Regions from separate parts of the Homo sapiens genome. Here region 2 is linked to region 1. Evidence: chromatin loops called from intact Hi-C (ENCODE). Cell type or tissue: dorsolateral prefrontal cortex. All regions are shown on one strand. Each heading gives the region's core, and the rest is flanking DNA. Links, peaks and the distances in the headings are about the cores only.

Evidence for each region. Hi-C counts contacts between places; a loop is a spot of excess contacts. Peaks named below come from ENCODE experiments on the same cell type or tissue, not always from the same donor. Only the 100,000 strongest peaks of a DNase experiment are listed, where the experiment ranks them.
Region 2: a loop joins it to region 1, with 4 times the contacts of the local background. A loop is called at or near these places in 5 of 110 quality-filtered maps.

What each region holds. Positions count from the first base shown.
Region 1 is chr4:24,655,644-24,664,443 of GRCh38, reverse strand. It overlaps LINC02473 (long intergenic non-protein coding RNA 2473), which reads right to left and starts at 4,544. Exons shown (of 2, transcript NR_183976.1): 1 at 4,401-4,544. It also overlaps the pseudogene ATP5MGP3. RefSeq lists an enhancer at 5,889-6,530. In dorsolateral prefrontal cortex, for the core only: a CTCF peak has its summit at 4,636; DNase peaks (open chromatin) are centred at 4,539 and 6,163; H3K4me3 peaks cover 1,781 bases; H3K27ac peaks cover 7,376 bases.
Region 2 is chr4:24,603,686-24,612,485 of GRCh38, reverse strand. No RefSeq gene overlaps it. Among named protein-coding and RNA genes, the nearest start is that of DHX15, 24 kb to the right of the region's middle. In dorsolateral prefrontal cortex, for the core only: a CTCF peak has its summit at 4,961; no DNase peak of the experiment used is centred there.

The DNA of each region.
Region 1 (8,800 bases), core at 347-8,346:
TAATTGTCTCTATTGGGATCAATTACCAACTGCCAACTGGGAAATTCTGTATTTTAAAAAATCCAGATTTATATCTTCTCTTGAAAAATCAGAAAATCTTGTGACACCGAGCCAGCATTCCTATACAGCAACAATGGATAGAGCCGGGGGTAGCATATCACTGTGTGTAGAGTAGAAAACCTGACCACAGGGGCTTAAATAAGTAAGGGGTTAATTTTCTTCTTGCAGCTAGATGTCCAGGGCTGGCAGTGAGGCTGAGCAATGCCAGCAGGGACCTAGGCTCCTCAGCCTTGCTGCTCTGCTGTCTTTAAGCATGAAGTGTTTGGTCCTCATGATCTCAAGATGGCTCCTGCACAGCAAGCTATGGCATCTGTGTTTCAGGCAGGAAAAGGAGGAGGGAATGGCAAAGGAGCAAAGGACAAAATCTCTCCTAGCAAGACTTTGCTTTTTTATACAAGAAAGGAAGACTTTCCAGGGACTTCCACTTATGTCTTACAGGTTAGAAGTGAGGCAGCCTGGGCAACATGGTGAAACCCCTTCTCTACAAAAAATTAAAAAATTAGCCAGGCCTGGTGACATGCACCTGTAATCTCACTCAGGAGGCTGAGGTGGAAGGATCGTTTGAGCTTGGGAGGCAGAGGTTGCAGTGAGCTGAGGTCGCACCACTGCACTCCAGCCTAGGAAACATAGCGAGACCTGGACACACACACACACACACACACACACACACACACACACAAAAGAAATAAGGGAGGGAGGAGGGAGAGCATCAGGAAAAATAGCTAATGCATACTGGGCTTAGTACTTAGGTGATGGGTGGATAGTTGCAGCAAACCACCATGGCACATGTTTACCTATGCAATAAACCTGCACATCCTTCACATGTGCCCCAGAACGCAATAAAATAATAAAATAAAATAAAATAAAATGAAACAAAATAAAATAAAATAAAATAAGGAAAGAAAAAACAGGAGAACAAAAAAGAAAGAAGGAGTTAGAAAGATGTTGAGTAACTCAAGCTAGAGTCTCTCAGTTTAGCAACTCTCCCAAGCCATTTACCTTCCCTCCATGGCCCCTGAGTTTGCCTGTGTTTGCAGCTCCTGCCATATGTGGTATCTGTTTTGATTACTCTCAGCTGAATCGGGCACAGTTTTGGAGTGCACTCTTCAGTCTCCCTTCTGGCTTAGCCCTTCTAAGCTCATGACAGAACTGAATGTCCAAGGTCCCCCACACCCCAGCTACTTTGCCACATTCTTTGCCTTTAGCCTCTCGTCTAGGGCAGGGGCAATAGACAGTGTGCTCAAAGAAGAAATGGGAAGTTTCTGGGCCACCTCTTAAAGATAGCTTTGAGCATACTAGCCATATTCTTGATGCAGCCTTGGCTAAAACTGAGAAAATACTTTTCCCTTCCACTCTCTTTGTCCTGTTTTTTTCCTTTAGATGGACATTGATAGTTTCATGCCATTTTTCAAGGCAGGCGACTGAAGTTCCAGGAGGTGACCTCTATTTACTACAATAAAATTAGTGATTTATAGAAAGTCAGAATTCTGCAATTCCCCAAACTCCCCTTTTATCCCTAACTACTGTGTCAACAAAGCACCCAGCATCCAGCCTGGTTCAAAGGTCTGAACTGTGTAGCAAAATAAATCATTTTAAAAATCCCAATAGTAGTGTATGGTGTGAGCATTCTTAACTTGAATTGAGTAAGGAGGAAGAGAGCAGATGCAGCCAACCTTGGCTGTGGTTTATTACTCAAGTTGATGTGGGGCAGAGAAGATTGGATATTTAATGTCAATGATACCGTGAGAGGGGGTGAAAAATTCCAAGTTCCACTAGAAAATAACAAGGTAAAATTTAGGTCCCATAAGCCCTAGCCTATTTTTTCTTTCCTCCCCCTCCCCGACTGTCACTCTCCCAGTTTTTTAACCTTCTTCCTTTCCTCTCTTCCTCCCTCCCTGCCTGCTGGTCTATTTCTGAGTCCACTGTTGAAGGCCTAGCAAATTTTTTAGTAGGGCCCTAATTTAAGTTCCTCATTGACATTCTAATATATGCAGAATGCCGATCCCAAACTCACTTATTCAAATGCACTGGATGTTGTGCTTTACATCACAATGTTCAAACCTAAATCTCTGGAGTGCACAGAGCTGCCCAGGGTCTGTGTGTGTGGGGGCGGGGGGGGGGGGGCGGGGAGGTGGGGTTTGCCTTGTTTTGACAAATTTGTGCATTAAAGGTGGTCACTGCTCCAGGCAGCTCAGGAATCCTGGAGAGGAAAGTCCTGTCCACGAGATAGGGGAGTAAGCTTGACGAGTCTGGCTGTTCAGTTACATCAGCTCACTGCAGTTTAGCAAATTAGTTTTGAGCTCCTATTACATTTAGGCGCAGTGCTTGGTGCTGGGGATACAAAGACTCACAAGGTATCATCCTCCCCTCAAGAACTCACCACCTAGAGGTGGGGATGGACCCCAAATAAATGATATGCCCTTCCAGAGGAGCTCTACATCTCCTAAGACCTGTGCTCCTTGAACTTTAATGTGCACACAAATTCCCTGTGGTTCCAGTGAAATGTCAGTTTAGATTCATTAGGTGAGGGTGGGCTCTGAGATTCTGCAGGTCTGATGAGCTCCTGGGTGATGCCCAGGCTGCTGGCCAGGGGCCACACTTTGCCCATTCTAAGGTTGGGTGTCCGCTGTGAAGAGGCAGCCTAGAGGGCTGCTGAGTAAGAAAAGCCCCAGGGGCCAGGCATGGTGGCTCACACCTGTAATCCCAGCACTTTGGAAGGCCAAGGCGGGCAGATCACTTGAGGTCAGGAGTTCAAGACCAGCCTGACCAACATGGTGGAACCCTGTCTCTACTAAAAATACAAAAATTAGCCGGGCATGGTGGCGCATGCCTGTAATCTCAGCTACTCAGGAGGCTGAGGCAGGATTCAACCACTCGAACCTGGGAGGCGGAGGCTGCAGTGAGCTGAGATTGCTGTACTCCAGCCTGGGCAGCAGAGCCAGACTCGGTCTCCAGAAAAAGAAAGAAAAAAAAAAGCCCCAAGGAGCAAGTAGAGGCTGTGTCTTCAGAAGCTTGTGCACTTAAGAAGCATGTGCCTCCACTCAGAGTAAGGAGTGCAAACTCCTTTTCCAGGCTTTACCCATCTTCGTAAGGCCACCTGTCTCAGTGTCTGTGGCGTGTGAACCAGAGCAACTCCATCTTGAATAGGAGCTGGGTAAAATGAGGCTAAGGCCTACTGGGCTGCATTCCCAGATGGTTAAGGGATTCTAAGTTACGGGATGAGACAGGAGATACAAGACACAGGTCATAAAGACCTTGGTAATAAAACAAGTTGCAGTAAGAAACCACTGAAAACCCATCAAAACCAAGATGGTCATGAGAGTGACCGCTGGTCATCCTCACTACTACACTTCCACCAGCGCCATGACAGTTTATGGATGCCATGGCAATGTCAGGAACTTACCCTATATAGTCTAGAAAGGGGAGGCATGAATAATCCACTCATTGTTTAGCATATGATGGAAAAATAACCATAAAAATAGACAACCAGCAGCCCTCTGGGTGTTCTGTCTATAAAGCAGCCATTATTTTATTCCTTTATTTTCTTAATAAACTTGCTTTCACTTTTTTGTATGGCTCACCCTGAATTCTTTCTTGCACAAGATCCAAGAACCCTCTTTTAGGGTCTGGATCGGAACCCCTTTCCTGTAACAATGGCGTTGCCATAAACCAAAGGAGCATTTTTCGGCTGTAGCCTGAGTGATTTGACTGTTTCCGGAGGCAAATATTTGAAAATGAAACAGCAAACCAGTGCCTAGGGTTAGGGGAGAGTCAGTGCATTCTAATTATTAGGTCACCCTTCATTTCTCTTTTCTGTCTTCATTGGAAAAAGAAGGCCAGGTGCAGTGGCTCACGCCTATAATCCTACCACTTTGGGAGACCAAGGTCGGAAGATCACTTGAGCCCAGGAATTTGAAACCAACCTGGGCAGTACAGTGAGACCTTGTTTTACTTAAAAGAGAGAGAGAAAGAGAAAGGAAAAAGGAGTTTTTTTAGTGCCCTGCATATTCTGGAAGTCTCCATGGAGGCTCTTTTCTCCCTTGCTCCTTGTCTCTTAAAGGTTACTGTAGATGCTAGAGCCTGTTTTGTCCTTCTGAATCTCTATTTAGAAAACTTTTCCTTCTCATTTCTTGTAAAGGATCGTGTCAGGGACCCACCATGTGGAAAATCTTTGGAAGATCAATGAGTTCCCAGTCCACAAAGCTCCAAATGTGTGCTATTGTATCAGCTATCTATTGCCATAGCTGAGGCTGTATAACAAACAAGACCTCATAAGCAGTATACTTATTGCTCATGCATCTGGTGGTGGTCAGCTTGCAAATTCTGCTGGTTTCACTCACATATCTGAAGGTCATCCAGTTGTCAGAAGATCTAGGCTGGTCCTGGCTAGTCAACTGGAGAGACTGGGGCGCTGCTCTGGGTACTGTCTTCCAGCAGGCTCTCCCAGGCATGTTTTCACAGCAATGGTGGAGGCTCAGGAGTGCAAGCAGACACGTAGTGCTTTTTTCCAAGCTTACACTTGCATTATGTCTGCTAAAATCCCATTTGTCAAAGAAAGTCACATGGCTTGGCAGAGTCAGAGTTGGGAGTGTACTGCAAAGTTACTTCAGTAAAGGGCATGGATATGGGGAGGAGAGAAAAACTAGAGCCATGAATGCAATCCATCTACCACATCTTTCACATGCAACAGTGTAACTTTACACTTGTAGTTAAGCTGATCCAAGCAATATCTTTGCATACAGCAAACAGCTACCCTTCTCTGCTCCCAGAAAGACAACAGCTGCAGAAAGTCAAGAGCAAACAAAGGCATCTGAGAGGAGGGAGAGCAACAGTATTTACTGACAATGCTCTATTCATAATCCACATTTAATTCAAACTCAAAAGGATGCATTTACAATCTGCCAGGTTTTAACAGCCCCACCCTTTAAGTGGCATCTATGCAGCAGTAGAAATAGTAAGCTTTCTGCCTCCTTCAAAAGCAAGGGCCTGAGCTCACAAGGTAAACAAAGGGTAATGAAACAGCAAATGGCAGAGTGTCAAGTTGTTGGAAGGTGTCTAGCGGAATGCCATGGGGACACGGTTTCATTCTGGTCTCATTTAACATCCTCATTAATGATCTGGAAGAGGGAGTAAACAGCACCTTAATTATAATCACAAGTGATGCTAAATTAGGATTTCTTGCCTGCATCAAAAGAAGGGACTCTGAAAGGACCAAGTGGGAGATGGAATTCCAGCTTAAGAAAGGGAACTAGCACCAAGGAAAAACTATCACAGCATGGCTGGGCGCAGGAGCTCACACCTGTAATCCCAGCACTTTGGGAGGCCAAAGCAGGTGGATCAATTGAGGTCAGGAGTTTGAGACCAGCCTGGCCAACACAGTGAAAACCTGTCTCTACCAAAAAATACAAAAATTAGCTGGACATAGTGGCGCATGCCTGCAGTCCCAGCTACTTGGGAGGTTGAGGTGGGAGGATCACTTTAGCCTGGGAGGTGGAGATTGCAGTGAACCGAGATTGTGTGCCACTGCACTCCAGCCTGGGCGACAGAATGAGACCCTGAAAAAAAATAAAGAGAGAGAGAGAAAGAAAGAAGGAAAGAAAGAAAGAAAGAAAAAAGGAAAGAAAGAAAGGAAGGAAGGAAGGAAAAAAGAAAGAAAGAAAGAGAAAGAAAGAAAGAAAGAAAGAAAGAAAGAAAGAAAGAAAGAGAAAGAAAGAAAGAAAGAAAAAGAGAAAAAGAAAAAGGGAGACAGAAAGAGAAAAATATCACAGCACATGCAGCAAAGGAAAAAGTCACTTGTAAGCAATGAGGCCAAAGGGCAAGGAAGCTGCCTGAAATTCTTTCTGGGAAAACCCAGGGTATTTGCAAATAAACCTTTTGGTTTCAACCTTGTTTTCCCTTGGAAAAACCTTGTTTTTAAGGGAAAAGTTTACAGCAAGCAGGTGGTATCAAGAAGTTACAGGTAGACATTCAGCCGGCTGTTCGGGGTGACGAACTTTCCATTCCAGAACCATAGCCCAATTTGTCTGTAACTTTGCAGAAAAGGCCCGGGCACTGGTGAACGCTGCTGTGACTTATGCAAAGCCTGGATTGGCCACATTTTGGTACTACGCCAAGGTTGAGCTGGTTCCTCCCACCCCTGTTGAGATTCCCTAGAGCTAGTCAGAGCCTGAAAACAATAGTCAATAGTGCTCAGACTGGTAGCTTCAAACAGCTCACAGTTAAGGAAGCTGTGCTGAATGGTTTCGTGGTCGCTGAGGTGTGGATGTGGTTTTGTGTTTAGCCAAGTGAGGCGTGAATGGTTATAATGTTTAAAGACCAATCTTTTTTTTTTTTTTTTTTTTTTGACGGAGTCACTCTGTTGCCCAGGCTGGAGTGCAGTGTTGCAATCTTGGCTCATTGCAACTTCTGCCTCCCAGGTTCAAGCGATTATCCTGCCTCAGCCTCCCGAGCAGCTGGGACTACAGGCATGCGTGACCACGCCCAGCCAAATTTTGTATTTTTAGTGGAGACAGGGTTTCACCATATTGGCCAGGCTGATCTTGAACTCCTGTCCTCGTGATCCACCCACCTCAGCCTCTCAAAGTGCTGGGATTACAGGTGTGAGCCACCACACCTGGCTGAAAACCAGTCTTTAACATCTGATTATATGTGATTTATTATTTGAGCGTTCTTTGACCATGTGTGATCAGACAGCTATCTGAATAAAATAAGATTTGTCCAAAAAAAAAATATATATATAAAGGGCCAGGCGCCGTGGCTCACGCCTGTAATCCCAGCACTTTGGGAGGCCTAGGCGGGCAGATCATGAGGTCAGGAGATCGAGACCATCCTGGCTAACACAGTGAAACCCTGTCTTTACTAAAAATATAAAAAAATTGGCCAGGCGTGGTGGCGGGTGCCTGTAGTCCCAGCTACTCGGGAGGCTGAGGCAGGAGGATGGCGTGAACCCAGGAGGCGGAGTTTGCATTGAGTGGAGATCGCACCACTGTGCTCCAATCTGGGTGACAGAGCGAGACTCCGTCTCAAAAAAAAAAAAAAAAAAAAAGTAATAAATAAGCGTAAGCTGCAGCAGGAGAAGGGGAGAAACACAATGTAATTTGAAGTATAAGCCGGGGAGCAGGAGACGCTTGACATTTTTTCCTTCATATTTCCCTTCTCCCATGGGGACATAAGACCACAAGGGCGGGGATTTGTGTCGATTTGTTTTCTGCTACATCTGAAGCACCTTGAATTATGCCTGGCCCATAGGAGTTACTTAATAAATATTTGTTGAATGAGTGATAATGGAGTGTGACTTCTGAAGAAGGAATCAAAAGCAGCTTTCTAGCCAGGTATAGAGGTGTGAGCCTGTGGTCCCAGCTACTCAGGAGGCTGAGATGGGAAGATTGCCTTGAGCCCAGGAGTTCGAGTCCAGCCTGGTCCACATAGTGATACCCTGTCTCAAAACAAAACAAACAAAAACAAGATATTTCTCTTCATAAGGTGCAAACCAGTCAGAAGGCTGACTAAAAACCAAAGAAACAAAACAAAAACTGGGGGTGAGGAGAAAACACAGAAAATGAAAACCAGGCTGGGCGTGGTGGCTCACCCCCATAATCCCAGCACTTTGGGAGGCCGAGGCGGGTGGATCACCTGAGGCCAGGAGTTCCAGACCAGTCTGGCCAACATTGTGAAACTCCATCCCTACTAAATATACAAAAATTAGCCGGGCGTGGTGGTGCATGTCTGTAGTCCCAGCTACTCGGGAGGCTGATGAAGGAGGATTGCTTGAACCTAGGAGACGGAGGTTGCAGTGAGATGAGATCTCTGCACTCCAGCCTGGACAACAGAGCTAGACTCCATCTCAAAAAAAAAAAAAAAGAAAGAAAAAAAGAAAACCAATAAAATAAAACTCCCCAGAGAGCAGAGGCCCTATTGGTTTTATTACAGTGCAAACAGTTGTAGCAGTCATGGTGCTTAAAGATGCCTGGTACTGTTCTAAATACATTGCTTGTATTATTCTACTTTATCATCACAATAAAACTATGAGGTATGTTCTATCATTCCCTCATTTTATATTTGAGGTACAGAAAGGTTAAGTCTGTTTTTCCAAGATTCTATAGTGAGAGTGATGGAATTTAGAGAATTGAGAGGAAATCAACAAACACAGTCAAAACAGCACAGGCAACTCTTCCCAGCCTTCCCTTCAGTGAGACACGCCCCAGTGAGAACATGACACTGAAGAATTAACACTGCCCTTCGCCCTGACTGTGGCTAGGAGAAACCATCTGCAGTCTTCCTTTTTATTCTTTCATCCACCCCCCTCCTTTTTTTTTTTTTTTTTTTTTTTTGGAGACAAGAGTCTTGCTCTGTCGCTCAAGCTGGAGTGCAGTGGTGTGATCTTGGCTCACTGCAACCTCTGCCTCACGGGTTCAAGAGATTCTCCTGCCTCAGCCCCCTGAATACTTGGGATTACAGGCACGTGCCACCACACCCAGCTAATTTCTATATTTTTTATTAGAGACAGGGTTTCACCATGTTGACCAGTCTGGTCTCAAACTCCTGGCCTCAGGTGACCCACCCGCCTTGGCCTCCCAAAGTGCTGGGATTACAGGCGAGAGCCATTGTGCCCAGCCTCATCTCTTTTTCATGTAAGTAAAGATCTGGAAATGTATGTTTTGCATGTGCATCCTTCATTATGTTCTGTATATTACCGCATACCTCTGTCATTTGAATGTATTCAGAGTTGAATACATCAAAC
Region 2 (8,800 bases), core at 338-8,337, 52 kb after region 1:
GCCCTATATTATTTTTATAGCCCTCATCAATCTATTAAATTACCCTATTTGTTTATTTACTTGCTTATTGTTTGTTACCCTCCACTAGAATTTAAATGCCATGAGCCCAGGAATTTTCTTTATCTTTTTTATCACTATAGCCTTAGCACCTCGAACTGTGCTTAATATATAATAGGTGCAAAGTAAGTATTTCTTGAATGAATGACTGAAAACAAGCCTTTCTTTTTTTTTACTTTTTTATTTTTGAAACAGAGTCTCACTCTGTCACCCAGGTTGGAGTGCAGTGGTGCAATTTCGGCTCACTGCAACCTCTGCCTCCGAGGTTCAAGCGATTCTCCTGCCTCAGCCTGCCAAGTAGCTGGGATTACAGGCATGCTTCACCATGCCTGGCTAAATTTTGTATTTTCAGTAGAGACGGTTTTGCCATGTTGGCCAAGCTGGTCTCAAACTTCTGATCTCAAGTGATCCGCCCGCCCCTGCCTCCCAAATTGCTGGGATTACAGGCGTGAACCACCACGCCCAGCCAAAAACTTAAACCTTTCAAAGTCTCTGACAATTCATCTAGAATTTTTTAGGAGGTTATTCAAATTGAAAACGAAACCAACCCTAGTATTTTAAGTTGGGCTTCTTGGGAAGCAGTCTTGGAAACTGAGATTAGCATGCAGAAAGTTTATTGTGAAAGACTCCTGGGATTCACACCAGTGGAGAAAAAGGCAATAAAGCGGTATTGGGCAGAGGATAAAGTTTGGATGTGACGCAGAGTCTCACTCTGTCACGCCAGGAGTGCAATGGCGTGATCTTGGCTCACCGCAACCTCCACCTCCCAGGTTCAAGCGATTCTTCCGCCTTAGCCTCCTGAGTAGTTGGGATTACAGGCATGCGCCACCACGCCCAGCTAATTTTGTATTTTAAGTAGAGAGAGGGTCTCTTCCATGTTGGTCTGGCTGGTCTCAAACTCCCGACCTCAGGTGATCCGCCCGCCTCAGCCTCCCAAAATCCTGGGATTACAGGCGTGAGCCACCGCACCTGGCCAGTGAGGTTATTTTTAAAAAGCCTAAGCTGACTCCAAAGGGAACTCTGAAGCTGGGATACAGCCCTCTCAATTTGGCCCAGATTATGGTATACATTCCCATAATGATCAGTCATTAGACACAGGCTATCCTGGGGGAGGGAATGTGCCCTAGAGTGAGGTAGCTCTCCAGATGAGGAAATTCTTGGAGAGGCTGACAACTGAGGGCTATCTGCTGACAGCACTCCTTGCAAATGCTGAGGAAATCAGTCCTTCATTCTTGAAGGAGGTCTGGGTGGCACGTTCCAGGATCTATTACAGTCCAATCTTTGCATTGCCTAGAGCTGCTTCTGCTTCTGCTGCTTCTTCTTCTTCTTCTTCTTCTTCTTCTTCTTCTTCTTCTTCTTCTTCTTCTTCCTCTTCCTCTTCCTCTTCTTCTTCTTCTTCTTTTTTTGAGACAGAGTTTCACTCTTGATGCCCAGGCTGGGCTGGAGTGCAATGATGCCATCTCAGCTCACGGCAACCTCCGCCTCTCAGGTTCAAGTGATGTCTCAGCCTCCTGAGCAGCTGGGATTACAGGCACGTGCCACGACGGCCAACTAATTTTGTATTTTTAGTAGAGACGGGGTTTCACCATAGTCAGGCTGGTCTGGAACTCCTGACCTCAGGTGATCCACCCACCTTGGCCTCCCAAAGTGCTGGGATTACAGGTGTGAGCCACCATGCCTGGCCTAGAGCCACTTCTTTGTATAAGTTTTAGGAACAGCTTCTTCAGAATTCTGGAGCACCTTTTCCCTGGGGAAAGCTAAGAGGATGAAGGTGAGTGGGATCATCCACAGATAGCACCACTACAGTAGATTTCAGTGCTGCAGTTAATACTCATTGTCTCCCTGAACTACCAGCTGTCTATTTGACCCTTAAGCCTGGCTAGCACCTCTGCTGTCCTGGTGGCTTGTATGTAAGTATGACCCAGACCATCAACTCCTAAGGATCTGAGTCCCTGGTCACCTATGTCTTTGTCAGGGTGTCACTGCTACACTTGTCTACTTACTATCAACATTGCTCAACAGAATACCAAGGTACTGAAATGGATCACCTGGTGGAAAACATATTTTTCCTTCTTGCCCTTATTGTGTAACAGCAGCCTTACCTCCTCCTGGTGATGGGGGCCATTTACTTCTGCCAGAATGGTAATTCTTCTTCTTGTCCTGGCCTCTTGGTGTGAGAAACTTCAAGAACTCAGGTCACAACCTTTGTGGATGTATTCCTTCTTAGGAACTCGGACTCTTAAGTGTTAAAAACTCAGAGTTTTGACCAGGCACAGTGGCTCATGCCTATAATCCCAGCACATTGGGAGGCTGAGGCGGGTAGATCACAAGGTCAAGAGATAGAGACCATCCTGACCAACATGGTGAAATCCCATTTCTATGAAAAATACAAAAATTATCTGGGCATAGTGGCATGCACCTGCAGTCCCAGCTACTCAGGAGGCTGAGGCAAGAGAATCACTTGAACCCAGGAGGTGGAGGTTGCAGTGAGCCAAGATTGCATCATTGCACTCCAACCTGGCAACAGAGCAGGACTGAGTCTCAAACAAACAAACAAACAAAAACAAAACAAAACAAAAAAAACTCCAAAAAACAAGCAAACAAAAATACAAACTCAGAGTTTCAAGAATGGAAAGCACAAATTCCCGAAATGAATCACTGGGAGTGAAGGAAAATAAGGGTACTCTCACTTTTACTTCTTGATTCCTAGACGTATGTGTTCTACCTACGGGGGAAATAGCACCATGTAAAGGTCATTCCTTTAGAAAGTGCACTGCATTCTGAGTGATGGCAAGCCATCTTCATAAGGCACTATCTCTGATTTGGTGTTTCTGTCAGGACCAGCTTCTTGCTATGTGATACGAACATTGAATCTCGTGGTCATGTGCCTGTTTCTGTGCTTCCTTTAATATTCAATGAATCCCTTTGTCTGACACAATAGTATGTGGGATCTCATATCGATGATAGAGACTGGCTGCTACCAGTTGAATGACATGTAGTTTTTTTGGTTTGATTTTGTTTTTGTTTTTTTTTTTAGTGCCTCTTATGTCATGGATGCTCTGATGGGCATTAACATCTGAATAAAGATCTTTACACTTTGTGCTCACTTCCATAAGTTCATTTATTTCCATATGTTCATAGCCCTTGTTGCTCACCAATCTTCCAAGTGTTCACCTTCGAAGACCCTGGCCAAGATATATCACACTGCCCATGAGTCCCTGTGTGTCTATCTAACTGCAGGCCACTTCTCTTTCCACACAAAATGGCTGACCATGTGGACTTCCTGGAATACTACTTGCTGGGAGGATTTCCCCTTGCCACTACCTTTCAAGACTATCCTGAGTGGGGCTTCCCCCACTCAGTTGTACAGCCTGAGTTGTATCCTGAGTTGTACAGCCATCATCTATATCTAGCTTGCACCAACATACCAAGTTGAGCCATTTGTGAATCAAGCTCAGGCTTCTTCCTCTTACATCAACTAGTCATTATAGACCCCCATGCAGTCATGGATGTGAGCTGAGCAGTGATGTGGTGGTAAATATTTAGCAACTAGCTTTCTGAAAAGGAGAAGAAAAGACCCAATTTGTAGTATTAACTAATTTCCATGCTGTAAGTACTTACGGTGAATTTCAACCTACCGACGTGGCATCAATGGGCTTGCAAGATTCCTGAAAATTTAACAAGAAACTATTATGAGCTGGTACAAACTTGCTTCCGCATATCCCCAGAGCTGGGGAAGACGTGCTGTGTAACAGTGGTAGATGACATGAGCTACCCGCATGCTACCTGCTCACTCGGCTTGCATGTGCCCTCTGGTTTTATTGATGTTGAATCCTAGATGTTCCTCTTCCATCTAGATACATCCTAATTTATCGCTTGGTGAGTGTGATGGAGCCTAGCTCATGAGAGGTAGTTTTGGTGTCTCCACAGTGAGGCACTTGTCTTTATTAGGGCCCAGTCTTATTCCAACATTTATTTTTTGGAAGGCGTATAATTCTCTGTTGCCATGGTATGGCTTTTGTGCAGGATCTATGTTGTGATTCTTCCATTAGGGCTTGTCATAAAATCCACATGTCATCTTTTCACAACACTGATATTCGTCATACCATAGGGTCTGCTGGATTGTGTGGTCCAAGAGGCCAGCTGCTTGCCCTGAAGCATGGGACTTGATGCGGAATCCTTTCCTGCCATGGGCCCCATTGAAAAATAGCAACCATTGCTGGGCACGGTGGCTCACGCCTGTAATCCCAGAACTTTGGGAGGCCGAGGCGGGTGGATCACGAGGTCAGGAGATCGAGACCATCCTGGCTAACACCGTGAAACCGCATCTCTACTAAAAATACAAAAAATTAGCCAGGCATGGTGGTGGGCGCCTGTAGTCCCGGCTACTCAGGAGGCTGAGGCAGGAGAATGGCATGAACCCGGGAGGCGGAGCTTGCAGTGAGCTGAGATCGAGCCACTGCACTCCAGCCTGGGCGACAGAGCGAGACTCCATCTCAAAAAAAAAAAGAAAGAAAGAAAGAAAGAAAAAAAGAAAAATAGCAACCATTGTGTCAACCAGTATGTGAGCTGGAAGTGTACTTCTGGGAATACCTTGCCTACAGAACCTGAAAAGGGCTGCCTAGCATGCAATGTGCTTCCATTCTTGTGATGGGAACTACAAGATGCAGTCAATTCTCCTTTACTTAAGCGATGTCCTAGCATACCCCAGACCACCAGACTTTTCAAAATTTACCTATGCAGTGTGCTCCTGAATCTTTAAGGTTTATTTCCCTCAAGAGTGCATGTGAATTATCAAGGCCTTCAACCTCCCAGCTACTCTTGTTTATTTGGTCCAACTAACATTATGTCATCAGTTAGTGGACCAGTGTGCTATTCTGCAGCACCTCCAGCTGGTCCATGTCTCTTCAGATTATGTTATGACAGAGGACAGCAGAGTTAACATAGCTCTGGGACAAAGCTGTAAAGGAACATTGTTGTGCATTCCAAAGAAACATGGATCATTTCTGATTCTATTTTGTATAGGAACAGAGAAAGAATGGATTTGCCAAATCATTGGTCACATATCATGTACCTGAGTCCTTGCTTATCTGTTCTAACAAAGATATATCTGGAACAGAAACTGTAATTGGAGATACTGTTAAAATAATAGGTCAGGTCTGTGATAATCCACTGCCATTCTCCATGATCTGCCTGAATTTTGCAGAGGCCAGATGTTTATTCTAAATGGAGATATAATGGGAACCACAGCCTATTTGTCTTTTAGGTCTTTAAGGAGGCAAGCATTTTAATCTTTTTTCCCAAGATGCTTTATCATGGTAAAGTATACACAAATAATAAAATGACCATTTTAACCATTTTTAGGTGTACAGTTCAGTGGCATCGAGTACATTCACATTGTTGTGTAACCATCACCACCATCCATCTCCAAAACTTTTTCACTCTTCCCAAACTGAAAATCTGTGCCCATTAAATAGTAATGCCCCATTCCCCCTTTCTCCTCAGCCCCTGCCAACCACCATTCTACTTTCTGCCTATGAATTTGACTACTTTAAGTAGTTCAATGAAGTGAGCTCATACAATATTTGTTCTTTTGTGTGTAGTTTATTTCACTCACCATAATGTTTTCAGGATTCATGTATGTTGTAGCACAAGCTTAATCAACCTGCAGTCCCTGGCCCACATGAGGCCCAGGACAGCTTTGAATGCGGCCCAATACAAATTCGTAAACTTTCTTAAAACATTACGAGATTTGTGCATGAACCTTTTTTTTTTTTTTTCCAGCTCACCAGCTATCGTTAGTGTTAGTGCATTTTATGTGAGTCCCAAGGCAATTCTTCTTCTTCCAATGCAGCCCAGGAAAGCCAAAAGATTGGACACTCCTGTTGCAGCATGTGTCAGAATTTCATTCCTAAGGCTAAATAATATTCCATTTATTCATATATGACATTTGGTTTATTCATTCACCTGCTAATGGACATTTTGATTGTTTCCACCTTTTGGCTGCTGTAAATAATGCTGCTATAAACATTCTTGTACAAATATCTGTTTTTTGAGTCCTTGCTTTCAATTATCTTGCATATATACCCAAACATAGAATTTCTGGATCACATGGTGCTATGGTTTGAATGCCTCCTCCAAAATTCATGTTGAAATTTAATTGCCATTGTAACAGTATTTGGAGGTGGAGCATTTAAGAGGTGTTTAGGTCACGAGGGCATTACTCTCATGAATAAACTAATGCTGTTATTGCCAAAGTGAGTTATTGTGGGAGTTCAGCCTCTTTTTCTCTCTGTCTCATGCCCTTGCTTCTGCCTTTAGTCTTCCAACTGACCCTTGCCAGATGATGATGCCATGTTCTTCAACTTTCCAGCCTCCAAAACTGTAAGTCAAATAAACTTCTGTTCTTTGTAAATTACCCAATCTGTGATATTCTGTTCTAGCAGCAGAAAATGGACTAAGACATAAGGTAATTCTATTTTTAATATTTGAGGAATCTCTATACTTTATATATTTCCACAGTGGCCAGACCAATTTACATTGCCCCCAGCAATGCACAGGTTTCCAATTTCTCTACACCCCTCACAACAGTTGCTGATTTCTTTCTTAAAAGAATAATAGGCATCCTAATGGGTGTGAAGTGGTTTCTCATTGTGGTTTTGATTTGCATTTCCCTACTGATTAGTGATGTTGAGCATCTTTTTATGTATTTATGGGCCGTTTGGATATCTTCTCTGCAGAAATGTTTGTTCAAGTCCTTTGTTCATTTTTAAATCAGGTTTTTTGTTATTTTGTTGCTGAATTGTAGGGGTTCCCTATATATTCTGGATATTAATCCCCTATCAGAACTATGATTTGTGAATATTTACTCCCATTCTGTAGGCTGCCTTTTTACTCTGTTGAGAATGTCTTTTGATGAAGACATTCTCATGAAGTACAGTTTGGGAAGTTTACAGACATTATTCCTTGAAATATTCTCACTTCCCTTTTCTTGCTCTCTTCTCCTTCTAGAACTCCCATAATGTGTATATTGGTCCACTTGATGGTGTGGCAGGCAGACCAGGTTTCCATCAGCAGCAAGAAGAGTAAGTTTCCACTAACCCTTTACTAGAGTTTTGATGAATGCATAAATTAAACATTAAAGAACTAGAGAAACTGGTGCCTCAGTATGAGGCTGGAATGAGAAAACAAACCCATTAAGACCCTGCCTGGGTTTTCTCAGACCCTAAATAATAATAATAGCATTCTTACACATACATCTCACATCAGGACTCACTTAAAATTAAGAAACTTTCCAAGACTCTAGAGAAAGCTTTCCAGACCCGAGACCCTAAAGATTAGATATAGATTGAATGAAACACTCCTGTTTGTAGGCGCAATTCCACACATAGTATGGAGGAAGTTAATATTAAGATAAGTTAATGTTTAACTTGTGCACTCATCAAAATTATAGTAAAGGTTGCTAATGGAAACCTAGCTCACCACAATCCCCACTGTCAATTTTTACATGATTTCTATCATGTTAGTTAATTTTCCCAAGCACTGATTTGTTAAAAGATTAGTACAAGAGTACAAACTATGATGTGGCAAACTAAGAGGAAGTGAGCAATGTATTCTCTCTGGCTACTTCCTGCTGGAGAGGGTCATCGTCAGGGGGCACTGGAATGGAAGTTGTTTATTTGGCATTGGTAATGTTCTCAACTTTGGGGACTCAAAGGCAGTGCTTGTTGAAACATGATCTTATGAGCTCAAGGAATGTTTGGGAACAGCATACAACAATAATATAGTCCACAGCATAGTGTTATACTTACGCCCAGGAGGATAGCTAAGACAACAACAATTTTCTGCCACAGGAAGGTGGCCCATCAAAGCAAGGTGCTGTCAATTCATGGAGAGACAGTGCAGGACTAGAGATTGCCTTGATCTGTTGGTGCATATCCTTTAAAGCTAAACCAATGTTTCCTGAGTTATCAGGAACATACATACAACATTCAGTTTTAACTGCAGCTCAAGGAGGAATCGGTGATCATTTAAAGTTTTCTTTATAGGCCATTCTGAAATATTTTTTCTAGTTACCCCAGTCATCTGCAACCTTGTCCATTGTTTAAGATCTATAAAGAAACCTAATCTTTTCATTGTATAGGGGAGGCCCACCAAAGCAGTGCCTTGGTGATAGAGAGGGGTAATAGACCACAGACCCAGCACGAGTCTTGTTGTAATCTATCTGCATAATCTTGTGCCCATTTGATATGGTTTGGCTCAATGCCCTCACCCAAATCTCATCTCCAGTTGAAATCACCATGTGTCGAGAGAGGGACCTGATGGGAGGTGATTAGATGATGGGGGTGATTTTCTCCATGCTGTTCTCATGATGGTGAGTGAGTTCTCACAGGAGCTGATGGTTTTAAAGTGTGGGAATTGCTTGCTCTCTTTCTCCTGCCACCTTGTGAAGAACACGCTTGCTTGCCCTTCACCTTCTGCCATGATTGTAAGTTTCCCGAGGCCTCCCCAGCCATACAGAACTGTGAGTCAATTAAACATCTTTCCTTTTACCTAGTCTCAGGTAGTATCTTTAAAGCAGTGTGAATCTGAACTAATACACCATCATAGGAAAAGGTTAGGAGTATAGAAAGAAACAACAAAAGATGTAGTAAGAAAAAATATTATTTAAAAAATCCTATCTTTTTTGTACAGAAATCTTAGGACTTTGAGGGGTTCTGCCTCCTATTTGGCTATCTTGGGG